Regions from separate parts of the Homo sapiens genome. Here regions 2 and 3 are each linked to region 1. The links are chromatin contacts, found by Hi-C or POLR2A ChIA-PET in ENCODE. All regions are on one chromosome and are shown on one strand. Each heading gives the region's core, a stretch centred on a gene start or an enhancer-like site at or near the end of the contact. The rest is flanking DNA. Distances are from core to core; before and after follow the strand shown.

Region 1 (4,667 bases), core at 1,255-3,754:
ACTGAGAATGTCCTGAGGTCAGGAACCGAGTCCTTATCATCTTTGTGTCACTGAATGTCAAAGCCACTTGTGATTATAGTGGGTAGAATGAATTATAATGGGTAGAACACATCCCAAAAAAGATGTGTTCAATTCATAACTTCTGGTACCTGTGAATGTGACCTCATTTGGAAATAGGGTATTTGCAGGCATAATCAAGCTAAAATGAGGTCATACTAAATTAGGGTGGAGGGATACTTGAACACAAACAAGAGACACAGGCAGAATGCTGTGTGACAAGAGAGGCAAATCTTGGAGTAATGCAGCTGTATGCCAAGGAGCTCTGGGAAGAAGCAAGGAAGGATTCTCCTCTGGAGCCTTTGGAGAGAGGCTGGCTGTGCTCACATCTTCATGGCAGACTTCTAACCTTCAGAACTGTGAGAGAGTAAACTTCTGTTGTTTAAAGCCATCCAGTTTGTGGCACTTCATCACGGGAGCCCCGGGAAATGGATGCACTGATCCAGCACCAAGTACAGTAGCTGGCACTTAGAAAGTATCCCATAAATGTACAGTGTCTGATCTCAAGGAACTTTCTGGGCATTGACATATATGTCATTCACTTTTCCTTACTTCTAGGGTTGTCTGCATACAAACTTTCCATGTCTTTGGGCTTTTATATCTGTAGAGAGGCTGTTAGATTTTGGGCTTTTAGAAACAGGACTGTTCCTGCCTTCGTGAAGTGTCCCTGGCATGACCAGGCTTCAGATGACTTCATAGGAGTATTTCTCTTCCTGTGTTGAGGTGTCAGCACTGACCAGCCATGGGAAGAACATTCAGTAGGTCCCTAGGGAGACAGCAGCTTCCCTGACAGTGTCAGGCCCCGGGTCAGAGGATCCAGGGACCTAGACTATTGGGGTCCCCTCTTTCTCTTTTCCTGTAAGCAGCATACAGCTCCAGGGCCTGCCTTGGCCTCTGTTCAGAACTCCCTGGAGCCTTGTCGATATTCATCTGTGCACTCCAATGTCACTAGCAGGGAACTCATATGATTTCCACAACCTGGAAGGAAGCAGAGCAAGGTATCGTAACATCCACTCCACAGATAAGGAAACTGAAGGAGTTTGTCCCAAGTCACACAGTTCACAAATGTCAGAATCAGAGCTCAAGTGTGCAAGTTACCAGTCCAGTTCTCATGTCCTGGACCTCGTCCCACCCTTGCCAAGAAGGAAGGCTCCCTGGAGGAGGGGGTACTTCGGGAGGGGGAATCTCAACAGGCTGGCTGTGTCTGTGTTTCCAGGCTTCTGCCCGGCAGCTAGCTTGCCCTTTGCCGTGAGATCTCAGAGCTGGAAGGCCTGACATGAGCACCAAAGAGAGGCTGAGGCTGGGCAGCGAGGCCCAGGAGCATGAGGGCAGTTCTGGCTCTGGCTCAGGCTCCCTTTTGATATTCTCATCCTGGCGCTGGGGCTGTGCCTCCTTCCTCTCAGGGCAGGAACAGCAACTGTGCGCTGACCCTGCAGTTCAGATCCATCAGGGAAGATAAGATTCCCCATGCTCAACGCCTGACCCTCTCTTAGCCCAAGCCCACCTGAGGCTGGTTCCTGGATAGAAAGCACCTGGCCCCGCACCAGCCCAGATGGGCACCTAAAGGGAGCCAGGTGGTGTCAGGGGTGCCTGAGCTGTCTCACGGTGCTCCAAAATTCGAGTCCTAGATATCTGTGTTTAATCTTTCCTTGGGGAAGAAAAACTGAGCTTCCTCTGCCCTTATTATACACCCTGCCACTCTAGCCCAAAGTCCAGTATCAGGGAGCAAGGACAGTGCCTTTGACATATTTGTGCTTTCACAAATGTTTGCTGAATTGAGTCTAAGATTCTCCCTTTGGGTGGGGCTGGGTCTACCAGGGGCATGTTTTGTGTGCAGCTCAGAAAGCAATGCCTCATTCATCTCAGCGAGGCCTACTGGGACGGTGGGCCCGGGTGGGTTCCGAAGCCAGGGAGTGGGGAGGGCGCTCCCTGCGAAGGGGCCCCGAAGGCGCGGGCGCTCTAGACCCGAGATCACAGTACCTGCGCTAACTTTTCCGCTCGGCTTCTTGCTCTTGAGCGTCTCCGGGCTAAGTCGGGTTCCCGGCAGGGGTCCCCGCCCCCAGCCCAGCTCCTCGGCACCCCGGGCCGCGGCACAGCGCGGGGAGGCGTCCCAGCGCCAAGCTGGTCGGACTGGTTCTGAGCAGGAAGTCTCCCGCCCTCGCCCCGGGCAGCCGACCAGCCCCACGCCGGCCCCGGGCGTCCGTCGTTCGGTCCCGCGATCCGTCCGACGGTCCACCCAGTGCTTGCGGCCTCGCGGCCGGGCCGGCCTGGGCTGCAATCAATGCGGCTTTGTCTGGGACGCCCACATCCCAGAGGCCATTCCCGGGTCGGCAAATCGGAGCGCGGCCGGGGCGCGCGGGGGTGAGATAAGCGGCCATGTGATCCCACCTGGGCTGGAAGGGGAGGGGCGCCAGGTGAGGCGGCGGCCGGCGGGGCGCGGGCGGCCACGCGGGGCTCCTGCAGCATGGCTGTCAGCAGGAAGGACTGGTCCGCGCTGTCCAGGTGAGCGCCGGAGGGAGCCGGGAGGGGCGGGGGGTCGGCGGGGAGCCTTTGGGTCTCCTCTCCTCGGGGCACCGGCCTCCTCCCCGCCTGGGACCCTGACACTGAGGCTGGATCCTGGTCTTGCTGCGACTCGCGGGAGACAGGATTGGGGCCAAACTCGGGACCCCTGAGGTTACAGGGTGGGTCTTCTCCCCTCGGGGCCTGAGGCCCCACACAGGGTGCTTAGGGGAAGGCTGGTCCTCAGTCTGGACGCCCGCTGGGATATGGCCCCCCCTGTGGAAGGTGGAAGCAGGAAGGAACGTTTTGGGGGATTGTGGAGGTGTTCAGGAGTAACCTCCAAGCCTCATTCCTGAGAGAAGCCTCTCTCACTGCCCCCGTGTGTCTCTGGCGGAGAGGACCCCTGGGAGGTGTCCCACAGCCCCTCTTGGGAGGGGGAGCAGGGAGAGCCGTCTTGGAGGGGTCAGTGAAGAGGACTGGAGGGAAGCAGACCCGTCTCCCACTAAGGACGCTCAGAATCTCAGCATGGCATTTTGGGGTGGCATCTGGGCTGGGAACCTTAAGATAGTTGCCATCCCCATCTGTGCTGCTGCAATCTTTACTTGTACACTGGTCTCCTAAAGGGTCGGGGATGAGGCATCCTACCCCTGCCTGCTGGACATCCCATCAGGGTCCGAGAGGCCTGGGGAAGGCGGGTGTTCAGAAGGCAGCACCCCTCATGGAGATTGGTGACCTCTAGCGACTTCTCTTGGAGCGACCCTGCACCTCTGCCAAGAAGGCCCCCTGTGAGCATTTTCACCTCATTCCTCCACTGGGCGCCCCCGTCCCCCATCTTGTCCCTAAGGAAACTGAGGCTCCTGCGGTAGCCCAGAGCTGGAGCCTGCTCTTTTGATCCCTTTCTAGCCAGGTAGATATTAGCCTCTTAGCTCCTCCCAGGTGGGCATTTGGGTCTTGGCCTTTCCTGAGCCAGGGCTATCTCTGCCAGGTGCAGACCCTCCAGCCATTTGGGTCCTGTAGGCTTTCCCCAGCAAGGCATCTTTCACAGGTTTTTCCAGTGCTCTAGTATGTCCTCTACCCCGCTCCTGCCCTCCCTTAATAAGGGCTCCAGAACTACCTCATTGTCTCAGGCTTAGCCTCTCCATAGCAGCTCATCGCCTGGGACTGGGGGGCCACCTCCCCAGACCCTCAAGACCTCACAGTGCTCTGAAGCACTGTGGGCAGCCCATGGGCTCTAGAGAGGGGAAAAGGTAAGCCCCACGAATGGAGGGAACTCAGTGCTCTGGAAAAGAAACCCAGGCTGCTATAGAGGAAGGTCTATGCTGAGGGTGCGGCTGAGGAGTCAAGGTCTTGGACTTTGCATGTGGGTCAGTGTGCCTGGGGGTTGATGTGGGAGTGTCTTTGCTTCTAGATGTGGGCCTACCTGTGCCTATGAATGTATGCTTATGTGTGTGTGTGTGTGTGGCATACTTGTGGACAAGTGTGTTTATGGCCTATGAAGAGATGACACATCTGTGTGGGGAGCTGGTTCTTATGTTGCTGAGTCTTGAGTTTGTCAGTCTGCATATGTTCAGTTGAACTGTTTATTGAAGACCTCAGTACTGTGCATTGGGTTAAAAATACAAACCAGACACTCCTTCTTCAGAAGTTCATAGTCTGGTGGGATATATGTGATTTTGTGTCTGAAAGCATGCCTGGATATGCATGGGGGGGTGTGTGTGTGTGGGGAGGCAGCTGGGGCACTGGAACTTTGAAAATGGGAGCAAGGTCTGGCCTAAGCTTGTCCACTGCTCAGATGGACATGGACTCATGTGGCTACAGCCAAGTTCCCACAAGATGTCCAGGGTAAGTGCCAGGAAGCTCTGGGGAACAGTCCTGCCACAGGGGCCCCTGGCCTGCCCTCCCTGCCGGGTCCCAGCCCTCATAGAGCCCTGTGGGCAGACGCAGCTGCTGCCAACAGTCACCCTGATGAGGCACCTGGAACAGAGGACCGCTCCCGCTCCGCTCCCTGGGTGAACAAGCCTCAGCGGGCAGGCAGGAAAGGGCTGTGAGTCACTGTCAACAGAGCCTCCTGGGCTGGGGAGGACCGTGCTAGGGTGTGACAGCACGGTCCC
Region 2 (4,667 bases), core at 1,007-3,506, 120 kb after region 1:
CTAGATTTGCTCTGGGTCCCGCCCCTCTGCCAACCCAAATTCTAGTTCTGTCTCCCAACACTGGCCTGCCGGGGGCCTGCCTCTCTATCCACCCTCTCCCCTTGGCCAGCAGTGCTGTTCTGTGGCCCCCTGGAAGGACGAGGGCCCCAGGCCTTGGCCACAGCCTCAGGATCCTGCTCAGCCCCCAGCTCTCTCTGGGACCAAAAGCCATTTCACATAGACTCCAAAGTGTGCCCAATGGGACAGACTGGGAAAATAAGAACAGGGGCTTCGGGCTGGGTTTGGTGGCTCACGCCTGTAATCCCAGCACTTTGGGAGGCTGAGGCAGGTGGATCACGAGGTCAGGAGATCGAGACCATCCTCGCCAACATGGTGAAACCCCGTCTACAAAAAAAAAAAAAATACAAAAATTAGCTGGGTGTGGTGGTGCATGCCTGTAAGCCCAGCTACTCAGGAGGCTGAGGCAGGAGAATCACTTGAACCTGGGAGGCAGAGGTTGCAGTGAGCCGAGATTGCTTCACTGCACTCTAGCCTGGTGACAGAGGAAGACTCTGTCTCAAAAACAAAACAAAACAAAAGAAACAACAGGGGCTTTGGAGTCAATAGACCAAGCGGTGCACCCCAGCTTTGCCACTGCTAGCTGGGTGATCTGAAATGCTCTAGCCTGTCTGTATCTCATTTTCCTCAACTGTAACATTAGATTAGTAACAACCATCTCACAGGAGCCTTATGACCATAAATGGGTATTATACATAAAATGCCCAACACAGTGTTTGATATACTGTAGGTGCCTAATAAAGATGCAGGACTTCTTCCTTCCTCTGGCAGCACCGCCTAGCCTCCTATCGAACTGCCCTCTCTCCCACACTCTCCCCTTTTGACATATTTTCCAGGGCCAAATTCCCAGCTCATGCCCTTCCTTCCTAGTCTCAGGGTCTTCAAGCATTCCTCCTTCCCCTGGGAGCAGGGCCATACCCCACTCTGGGTCCCACTCACAGCCTCTCTCCTATAGCCCCTGCCTCTCATTCACTCCCCATCCAGCATTTTTGTCTGCAACTGTGGCTCTGCCATTACTACGCTTGGAGACTTCAGAACGGCAGAGGTGGAAGGGGCCTCAGAGCCCATCCCTTGGAGCCCCTGCATTTGTCAGAAGAGGCAGCTGAGTAGAGAGCGGCATGGTGATGTGGTCTTGCAAAGTCCTGGGTGTCTGGGTCCTACTTCCCCCACACGGGGACCGGGGTTCCCTCCTCCTTCCTTGGCAGGTGGATGGGGGAGGGGGCTTGGTGACAAGTTTGAGCCTTAAAAGGGAAGTCAAGGCCAGAGAGGCATCCCAGAGGCGGTTCCTGTAAGTGCTGCTCCCGCTGCCCTGTGCTGGAGGCATCGCCGGTATTTGGGAGGTGGAGCAGCAGCACAGGGAAAGGCCGTGGGAGCCGCAGAGCTGGCATCAGCATGGGGTGTGTGGCAGAGCGCCGAGTAGGCCCCTGTGCTCACTCTTTCTTTCCGTCTCACAGTCACGGGCCCAGCCCCAACCCCAGCCCTGTATAGCCTCAATGATAATTTCGTGAGTCACCCACCCTTGCCTGCAGACAGGGCAGCCACACCCAGGGCAGCTGGCACCCTAGCCGGGGTTTCTGCTGTGAGCTGCTGGGCAGGCAGCCTGCCAGGCCACGGACGGCGACCAATGGTGAGCCAAGATGCTCCAGCACCTCAGGCCAGGCCAGGAACCTGCTGAGTGGCAGAGCCTCCCGTCTGCATTACCCCATTTCTATGGCCGGGGCCTCCTGCGGAAAGCCTCTGCCAGGTGCCTTCTTATTAGGATCGCCAATAACAAGCAAAGGACCGGGCACCTGCCCCATCTGTGTTCAGTAAGGCCCTGGGCTTCAGGCTGCTCCCAAAGGGTCGGAGTCTCCCTCTGACCAGGCTTGAGTCAGGAGCCACGGGTCACTTGCGGCTCTCTCTGCCAGACACAGCTGCGACTTCATCGCTGCCCCTTTGAATCCCATCACGGCTCTGCCCTTTGAAGCCCAAATCAAATGCTCTCATCTCCCCAACAACCCTCCCAGATGTCCCCAGCTGGGGGTGACACCTCCTTCCTTGAGCTCTTAGAGGGAATTGTGCCTCCTTTGCCATTTAGTGCATCATGCTAAGTGATTAGGTGCACTGTGGGCTCTTGGCTTCAGCAGCAGGCCTGCCACAGTGCTCTGAATATGAGAATGGCTCAACAAATGTCTATGCAGTCGATCCACATTCCACTTAGGTATTCTGTTCTGACATTCCTGGGACCAGATGCCTCTCTCGGCACCTTTCTGTTCCCGCTCCCCTCCACTCTTTCCAGGTCATATCACCCTACTAGAGGCTGTCCCCCAGGCCTTGACTTTAGGCCCTGCTGGGGTTGGGGCTGGGCCTGGATCCATTTTGACGAAGAGCCGTCAAGGAATTGGGGGGTTCCATGACATTCTGACATCCTAGCCATCTCCAGACTCAGCACTTCACGGTTCACCGCAGCTGCCAAGGGAGCAGAGTAGGGGGCACAGCAACCTGGGCAGAGCCTGGGAGAGCTGGGAAGAGCCCCCTCCTGCTTTCCAAATGGGCCTTGTGATGACGCTTTGTGTTGGCCATTCCTAGTCCTTGACTGGCCTGCTCTGAGAGTCCCTTTTGCCCAAGAAAGACCCTGGGTGACTTCTATCATGCACGGTTCTCTCCCCCATTCCACTCCACTGTCTTAGAAGCTGATCAGTCAAGCAGGGATCACTGGGATTGGATTGGTAAGAGAGGTTAGCTCATCAGCTCAGTGTTCTCCTGGTGACTCTGACCCCCAGCTTAGGCCAAAGATGCCTGCCTCACCGCTCTCAGCTCCAGAACTCAGGCAGGAGGTAACAGGGGCCAGGGGTTGGGGAGGGTGGGCAATGTGATAGTTGAGACAGAACTTGGGGGCCTTCTAGGAGGCTTTGAATACTGGAGACCACTGAAATTGGGAAGGTAAGTTTGTAGTCCATGGAAAATAGTTTTGTTTTTACTGCTGCAAAGGAAAATCATATGCTGACTTCCAAAAACAGTCAGGATTTTGAGGGTTCCTTGCTGGTTTCGATGATTTTGCCTTTACTTTCAACTTTTTGCACACAGGGCCATGATAATGTTTCAAATATAACTGGATCTTTACAGTCTACCAAGTAGTTTCCGGTCCTTTATCTCCTGGGATCTGCCCATCTATTCTTTGAGAATTGTGGTCATTCTGTTATCATCCCATTGTAAGGATGAGGGGACTGAGGCTCAGAGAGGGTGTGTGGCTTGTCCAAAGTCACCACCACTTAGCAGCAAAGCTGGGCCTCAAAGGTGCTTCCTATGTTCCGAGTCCACTGCTTTTCCTCCATGCCACACCATATGTGCCCCAAGACATTTCCAGGCTGGAGACAGCTGCTGTGAAATGCAGTCTTCAGGGACACTTGATTCTTATGAATGGCACCCACCAAAAAAGATATGTCCATGTCCTAACCCCTAAAACCTGTGATTGTGACCGTACTGGGAAAAGGGTCTTTGCAGATGGCATTAAGGGAAGGATCTTGAGTTGAGATTATCCTGGATTTAGGGCAGGTCCCCAATCCAATGGCAGGAGTACTTCCAAGAGAAAGGTATAAGGAGACTGGAGACACAGAGAAGGCCACGTGAAGACAGAGGCAGTCTTATGGAGTTATACTGCCACGGCCAAGGAATGCCCAGAGCCTCCAGAAGAAACTAACCAGGCTGACACCTTGATTTTGGACTACCGGCTTCCAGAACTGTGAGCGAATACTTTTCTGTTGTTTTAAGACACCAAGTTGGTGCTAATTTCTGCAGCAGTCCTAGGGAGTTAATAGCGACATTAACCCTGAAACTCTCCCAGTCATGTGGTATGAGCTGTCAGTCTCTCAGCAAACCCTCTCAGCATGTGGCCTGTTGGGCATGTGAGATTCGTGAATGGCTTGGGGGGCAGTACCAGAGTGACATCGTCCCTCAGCAATGGTCCGTGTGAGGACCAGCTGGCTCCTGCGCAGCCTGGATGGCCAATCTCTTGCTCCTCTGCCCTGCTCCCTTCAGCACCCGCCTTTACGTCTGGTTTCACTCCACACCAAGAAAAGAATGATGCCCCAACAGCCCTGGGAAAAGTGAAGCGGCCATGGGCGATGTCACCGTTCCACCAGGAGGAATTTATGAAGCCAGTTACACCTTAGCCAGGAAGTTGGTGGGGGGGCAGCCTCTAATAACTGCCAGACTCTCAGCCCTGGCGGCTGTCATCTTCATACTTCCCCACTTAGTGGGATGTCTTGAGGTAGTCAAAGGCAACACAGCCACAATTAAACATAACAAGAAAACATAATGGGACTTTGTCTTTCTATGGGGCCTTTCATTCTGAGAGCTCACCAGGTGGTTTTATGAGCCTTGGGAAGCCCCCTGTTACTCCCTTTACAGAAAGGTAAACTGAGGTACTGCACAGGAAGAGTGCCAGAACAGGGCTCTGGTCAAGTTATTAATCAGTGCTACTGACCAAGAGCTTAATTCTGAGGGCCCATCTAGCTCCCTTGATGGTCAGGGTCACCAGGCTTCAACAAGAAGCTTAGTTTTTTTGTTTTTTTTTTTTCAGAAAGTTCTCAGGATTTGTGGTGTCTTCTTAGAGATGGTCAGAATGGGAC
Region 3 (4,667 bases), core at 863-3,362, 81 kb before region 1:
CATCTTAGGCATACCTGCCTGATGCGTTGGGGCTGTGCTGCTTTGCTTCAGCCCTTCTCGAAAATGTGCCCACACTAAGTTTTCAAAACAAAAGCAGATGCTTTAATAACAACAAGGCCTCGTGTACCTATTTCCCAGATGACCAGCTCCAACAGTGGCCTTGACAGAGGCCCCTCCTGGACTCTGAGAAAGGCACCTATGCATGCATAACACCCATCAATGGTGCAGAGCAATAGAAAAGTACAAGATGACCGGGAGAAGAGCTGGAGGAGTTCAGGGAATGCCAGCCCAGGGTGGGCTCTGGCTGGGAGTTCTGCAATCGGGGTCAAGGGCTCCATCTTGGTAACCCCTCTGGCTCCAGCACAGGGGGTGGCCCACGAAAGGTGCTCCGGACAAGTTTCCGCAGCCAGGAGGACGGCTGGTTCCACACACCCAGGTGGACCCTTCTGTCTGGGAGGGGCCTACAGGAGTGGCCCGGATGGGAGCCTTTGGGGCCCAAAGCTGGAGAGAGGCTGCCCTCTGCTGGCTGATCGGGAGGGCCTGTCGGCGACCGTCCTGTGCCTTGCACCACTAGCTGTCTTGCTCCCGGGCCACTGTTTTTCAGTGCAGCCCCACGGTGGGCAAGGGGCCCTGACGCACCTCCTGGGAATAAGACCTGGGTAAAGGCAGTAGGCTGTAAGCCAGCTGCGGCCAGGCCAGGAAGCACTCACTGGACGGTGAAGGGCCAGCCAGAGGGGCGCATCAAGGAAGGAGGAACACCAGGCAGGGGAGGCACTTGGGGAAGGAGGGTCGGCTGACGGGGAGGGGGCCCAGCATCTGCAAGCGCGGCGCTTGCGCCGTCCCGGGAGACACCAGGTGGTGCTGTGGGGTCAGGGCAAAAGGCAGGCGCTGCGTTTCCGCGCACCCCACGCCCTCCTCCTCTCTCTGTGGACCCTGAGGACTCAGCTCCTGCGCAAGACAGCGCACGCGTCTAATCCCCGACGCTCACTTCTCCTTGGAGGGCTGTCGCGCTTCGGGGCCCTGTGGAATACCAAACCCTCACCAAAGAGTGAGCAAGGACTCTTTTTTTTGAGACAGAGTTTTCCTCTTGTTGCCCACGCTGGAGTGCAATGGTGCGATCTCGGCTCAACGCAACCTCCGCCTCCCGGGTTCAAGCGATTCTCCTGGCTCAGCCTCTGAGTGGCTGGGATTACAGGCATAAGCCACCCCGCCCGGCTAATTTTTGTATTTTTTTGGTAGAGACGGGGTTTCTCCATGTTGGTCAAGCTAGTTGGCCTAGAACTCCCGACCTCAGGTGATCTGCCCACCTCGGCCTCCCAAAGTGCTGGGATTACAGGCATGAGCCACCGCACCCGGCCAGGGTGAGCTAGGTCTTTATGTCCACTTAGGTATTTCTTTTCTCGTTTCTGTCATCTCCGAGCAAGGCGTCCAGGGCGACCTCGGGAGAATGTGTTTGGTGGGAGCTATGCCCAGCTGCAGGAGCGGTAGAGCCCTGGGCTTTTTAGGATGTGATGGAAAATAGCTGCCGCTCCCGATGGGCGGCAGGCCCAGCCTCCTCGGGCTGCCCTTCTCCAAGAGCCTTAGCAAATTGTCCGGGTCACCTGAGAGGCTGGGGAGGGACAGGAAGACCACGAGGCCGACTGGAGGGTGAGGATAGAGATCTTGGGTAGCGGGGGTTGGGGGGCGTTAGAGCTGCTATTAAGTGTGGGAGTGATCCCTGAATCAAGGGCCACAGAAATTATTCGAGAGGGGCTCCCAATCGCTTCTCGACCTTTTGGCTAAGATCAAGTGAGGGGGGCACCCAGCGAGGAACGATCCCCCGACTTAGATCAGTGGAGGTGAGTGTGGCGGAGTGAGGAACACAGGGATTAACAACTGGAAGGTCCGGCCCTCCCCGCGCCTCGCCTCCGTGCCACGCCCAGCCCCGGCCCCGCCTCCAAGCCCAACCTTTATTCTGAGAATCATTGGGGAAGCCTTTAAAAATGGATTCCCAGCCCCACCCCTAGAGATTCTGATTCGGTTGGCCTGGGTGGGGCCTGGGAATCTGTATTCGACAAGCTGCTCTGGTGATTCTCTGACGCTTGCCCGGGCTCAGCCGGGCTTGAGAACCTGCGGACCAGCCCAGCCTCCTAGTAGGTGCCGGCCTCCACCCGGCCGCTCAACCTCAACCACTTAGCTGCCAACAGCTCCGCGCCCCGCCCCGCCCCGCCCCGCCCCGCCCCGCCCCGCAGCTGGGGCTGCCTCTGAACGGTTCTAATGATTAGAGAGGACTTCCTGGAACTTCCTATTTCTGTCCCCTAGAGTCATCCAGAACAGGTCTAATCCCTCTCCTGCATGACAGCGCTTCAGAGATTTGAAGACAGCTGTCGGCTGCCTGAGTCCGCCCCTCCCCACCAGAGATCCCCTGGCCTTTCAGCGCTTCCTGATGGAGGCACCAGGGAGCCCAGTGAGTCCAGTGGAGGAGGAAAAACACAGCCAGGGGTTGGGGGCCGTCCAGTGGCCAGAGAAACAGACTGGGGACTTGCAATAGGTCAAAGGGAAAAAACAGAGGCAGCTCCCCCTGAGAAACGCCTGTCCCCTGCCTTTCTAGGGTGCAACTTCCTCCAACCTAGTCTTCTTTTGGACATTTTGGAAACATTATTATTCATCCAACTTGTGTGCTTACTATATGCTATAGACTGTTTGAAGACCTTTAATGTATTAACTCACTTAATTGTCACATTACTCATCCATCTCGTGTGCTTAATATATGCTATAGACTGTTTGAAGACCTTAAATGCATTAACTCATTTAATTCTCACAATAGCCCTATGAAGTAGGTGCTGTCATTTTACCCACTTATAACTGATCAAACTGAAGCCAAGAACCAAAGAACAATTCAGCAACCCTCTCAAGGTCAAATTGAGCAGGATATAAATGCAGGCAGCTGGGTCCAGGTCCCATCGCTGCAGTGCTATACCTAACATCCTTGCCTTAAGAGGAGACAATTATGTACTGGGAGTATGAGGCCTGGTGCTGGAATGGTGAGTTAGGACCATAGCAATAGCTAACAGTTATTGAGCACATACTATGTGCCTGGCACTGGTCTAGATGTTTTCTTATTTGATCCTCATATAAGCACTAGGAGGTAATTATATTATCCCTTTATTATATAAGAGGAAACCGAGATTCAGTGAATTTTAGAGACTTACTCAAGTCCCTGGCAAGTGGTGGAGCCAGGATTGGAACCAGCTCTGTGACTTTGGGCCTGCCTCCTCCCCTCTGGGTGTCGGCTCCTCATTTGCGAAGTGAAGACGTTGGCCTAAATTAGTTCTGAGGAAATGCTTCTCAAGCTTTAATGTGCATATGAATCTCCTGGGGATCTTGTTAAAATGCAGATTCTAGTTTTGGGTGGGGCCTGAAATTGGACATCTCTCACAAGCTCCCAGGGGTAGGTGGTGCTGATGTTGCTGATCCTGGGACCACACTTGAACAGCCAAGCTTCAGGGGATCCACCCAACTCTGATGTCCTGAGTTTATGGGCCTAGAAAGACTCACCCTAAAGGCCATGAAAATTCAGGAAGCAGATTATCGTGAATAAAGCCTTTAGTGGGCATTTTCCATGCCTGGACAAGCCCTTAGTTCCTTTTCAGAAGCACCTGCTCCTGAACCTTCTACATTTCCACTCTGTTGACCTCAACCTGACTCTTCAAGAGAGTTCAAGGTCTTGGTCCCAGGCCAAGGGGGATTGTTGCTCCCTGCTGGAGGAGTGAAGAGGTATCTCTGTGGCTCTGCCTTCTGGGTACCCAGCAGTCCCATGGCAATCACACTGTCTAGTCCTTTAAGAGATGTTCACAGATATTCCTGGACACACAGTAATATCTACGTTTACATTTAAGGGTTACATTTGGCCTCTTCCCTTGAATTTTGATGTGGTGATGTGGCTTGCTGTGGCCTCTAATTGAGACCAGAAGTGTCACTTCTGAGCAGACTTCTTTTTTTTTATTTTTTATTTTTTATTTTTTGAGATGGAGTTTCACTCTTGTCGCCCAGGCTGGAGTGCAGTGGCGTGATCTCAGCTCACTGCAACCTCTGCCTCCCAGATTCAAGCAATTCTCCTGGCTCAGCCTCCTGAAGTAGCTGGGATTACAGGTGCCTGCCACTACACCCAGTTAATTTTTTTGTATTTTTAGTTGAGACGGAGTTTCATTATGTTGGCCAGGCTGGTCTTGAACTCCTGACCTCAGGTGATCCACTTGCCTCAGCCTCCCAAAGTGCTGGGATTACAGGCGTGAGCCACCGTGCCTGGCCATCTGAGCAGACTTCTTTAATAGGCACGATGTAAGTTTTCATGTCCCTTTTCCCTGTTGTGGAGAGTGTGGAAGTAGGTGTGATGGAACCTCCAGCAACCTGGATATGTGTATATCTCAAGGAGCAGATATACCTCCCCTGCCAGCTCAAGTAGGACATATGGTATGAGTGGGAAGACCTTTGCTATGTTAAGCTATTGGGTTTGGGAGGAGTTTCTTAGCACAGCATAACCTAGCCCATCCTAACTAGTACACATACCAATATCACCTTAGATAGGCCGAGTCAAGTATGGAGACCATATTTCTACAAAGTCAGGATCGTAGCCTGTCAAAGATCTAATGCTTAACTCTGGGGTCTTCTTCAGTAGGAAGGAATAT

Evidence for each region. A loop is a pair of places that touch in the nucleus more often than their neighbours do. ChIA-PET counts read pairs that join two places held with the same protein, here RNA polymerase II (POLR2A). Pooled maps may share reads with other maps.
Region 2: a loop to region 1 is called in a map of cardiac septum, with 2.8 times the contacts of the local background. The contact joins the enhancer-like site here to the promoter of LAD1 in region 1. A Hi-C loop is called at or near these places in 1 of 168 maps with a recorded cell type or tissue (cardiac septum). POLR2A ChIA-PET finds 5 or more read pairs at or near these places in 3 of 52 experiments (MCF 10A, PC-3 and common myeloid progenitor, CD34-positive).
Region 3: a map of G401 shows a loop between it and region 1 (6-fold over the local background). The contact joins the enhancer-like site here to the promoter of LAD1 in region 1. A Hi-C loop is called at or near these places in 1 of 168 maps with a recorded cell type or tissue (G401) and 5 of 50 pooled maps. POLR2A ChIA-PET finds 5 or more read pairs at or near these places in 4 of 52 experiments (Caco-2, GM12878, PC-9 and 1 more).

The regions. Positions count from the first base shown.
Region 1 is chr1:201,397,161-201,401,827 of GRCh38, reverse strand. LAD1 (ladinin 1) reads left to right here and starts at 2,504. Exons shown (of 10, transcript NM_005558.4): 1 at 2,504-2,559. The coding sequence starts at 2,522. LOC101929343 (a long non-coding RNA gene) reads right to left here and starts at 2,337. Exons shown (of 2, transcript XR_241172.3): 1 at 2,038-2,337; 2 at 1-1,035. RefSeq lists an enhancer at 2,146-2,808.
Region 2 is chr1:201,272,365-201,277,031 of GRCh38, reverse strand. No RefSeq gene overlaps it. Among named protein-coding and RNA genes, the nearest start is that of PKP1, 8.8 kb to the left of the region's middle. Within about 2 kb of position 2,256, at least 4 of the 41 ENCODE cell types and tissues checked have a DNase peak (open chromatin) inside an H3K27ac peak, as active enhancers do; they include PC-3, where a contact is called at or near this core.
Region 3 is chr1:201,478,101-201,482,767 of GRCh38, reverse strand. No RefSeq gene overlaps it. Among named protein-coding and RNA genes, the nearest start is that of PHLDA3, 11 kb to the right of the region's middle. RefSeq lists a silencer at 2,161-2,250. Within about 2 kb of position 2,112, at least 27 of the 41 ENCODE cell types and tissues checked have a DNase peak (open chromatin) inside an H3K27ac peak, as active enhancers do.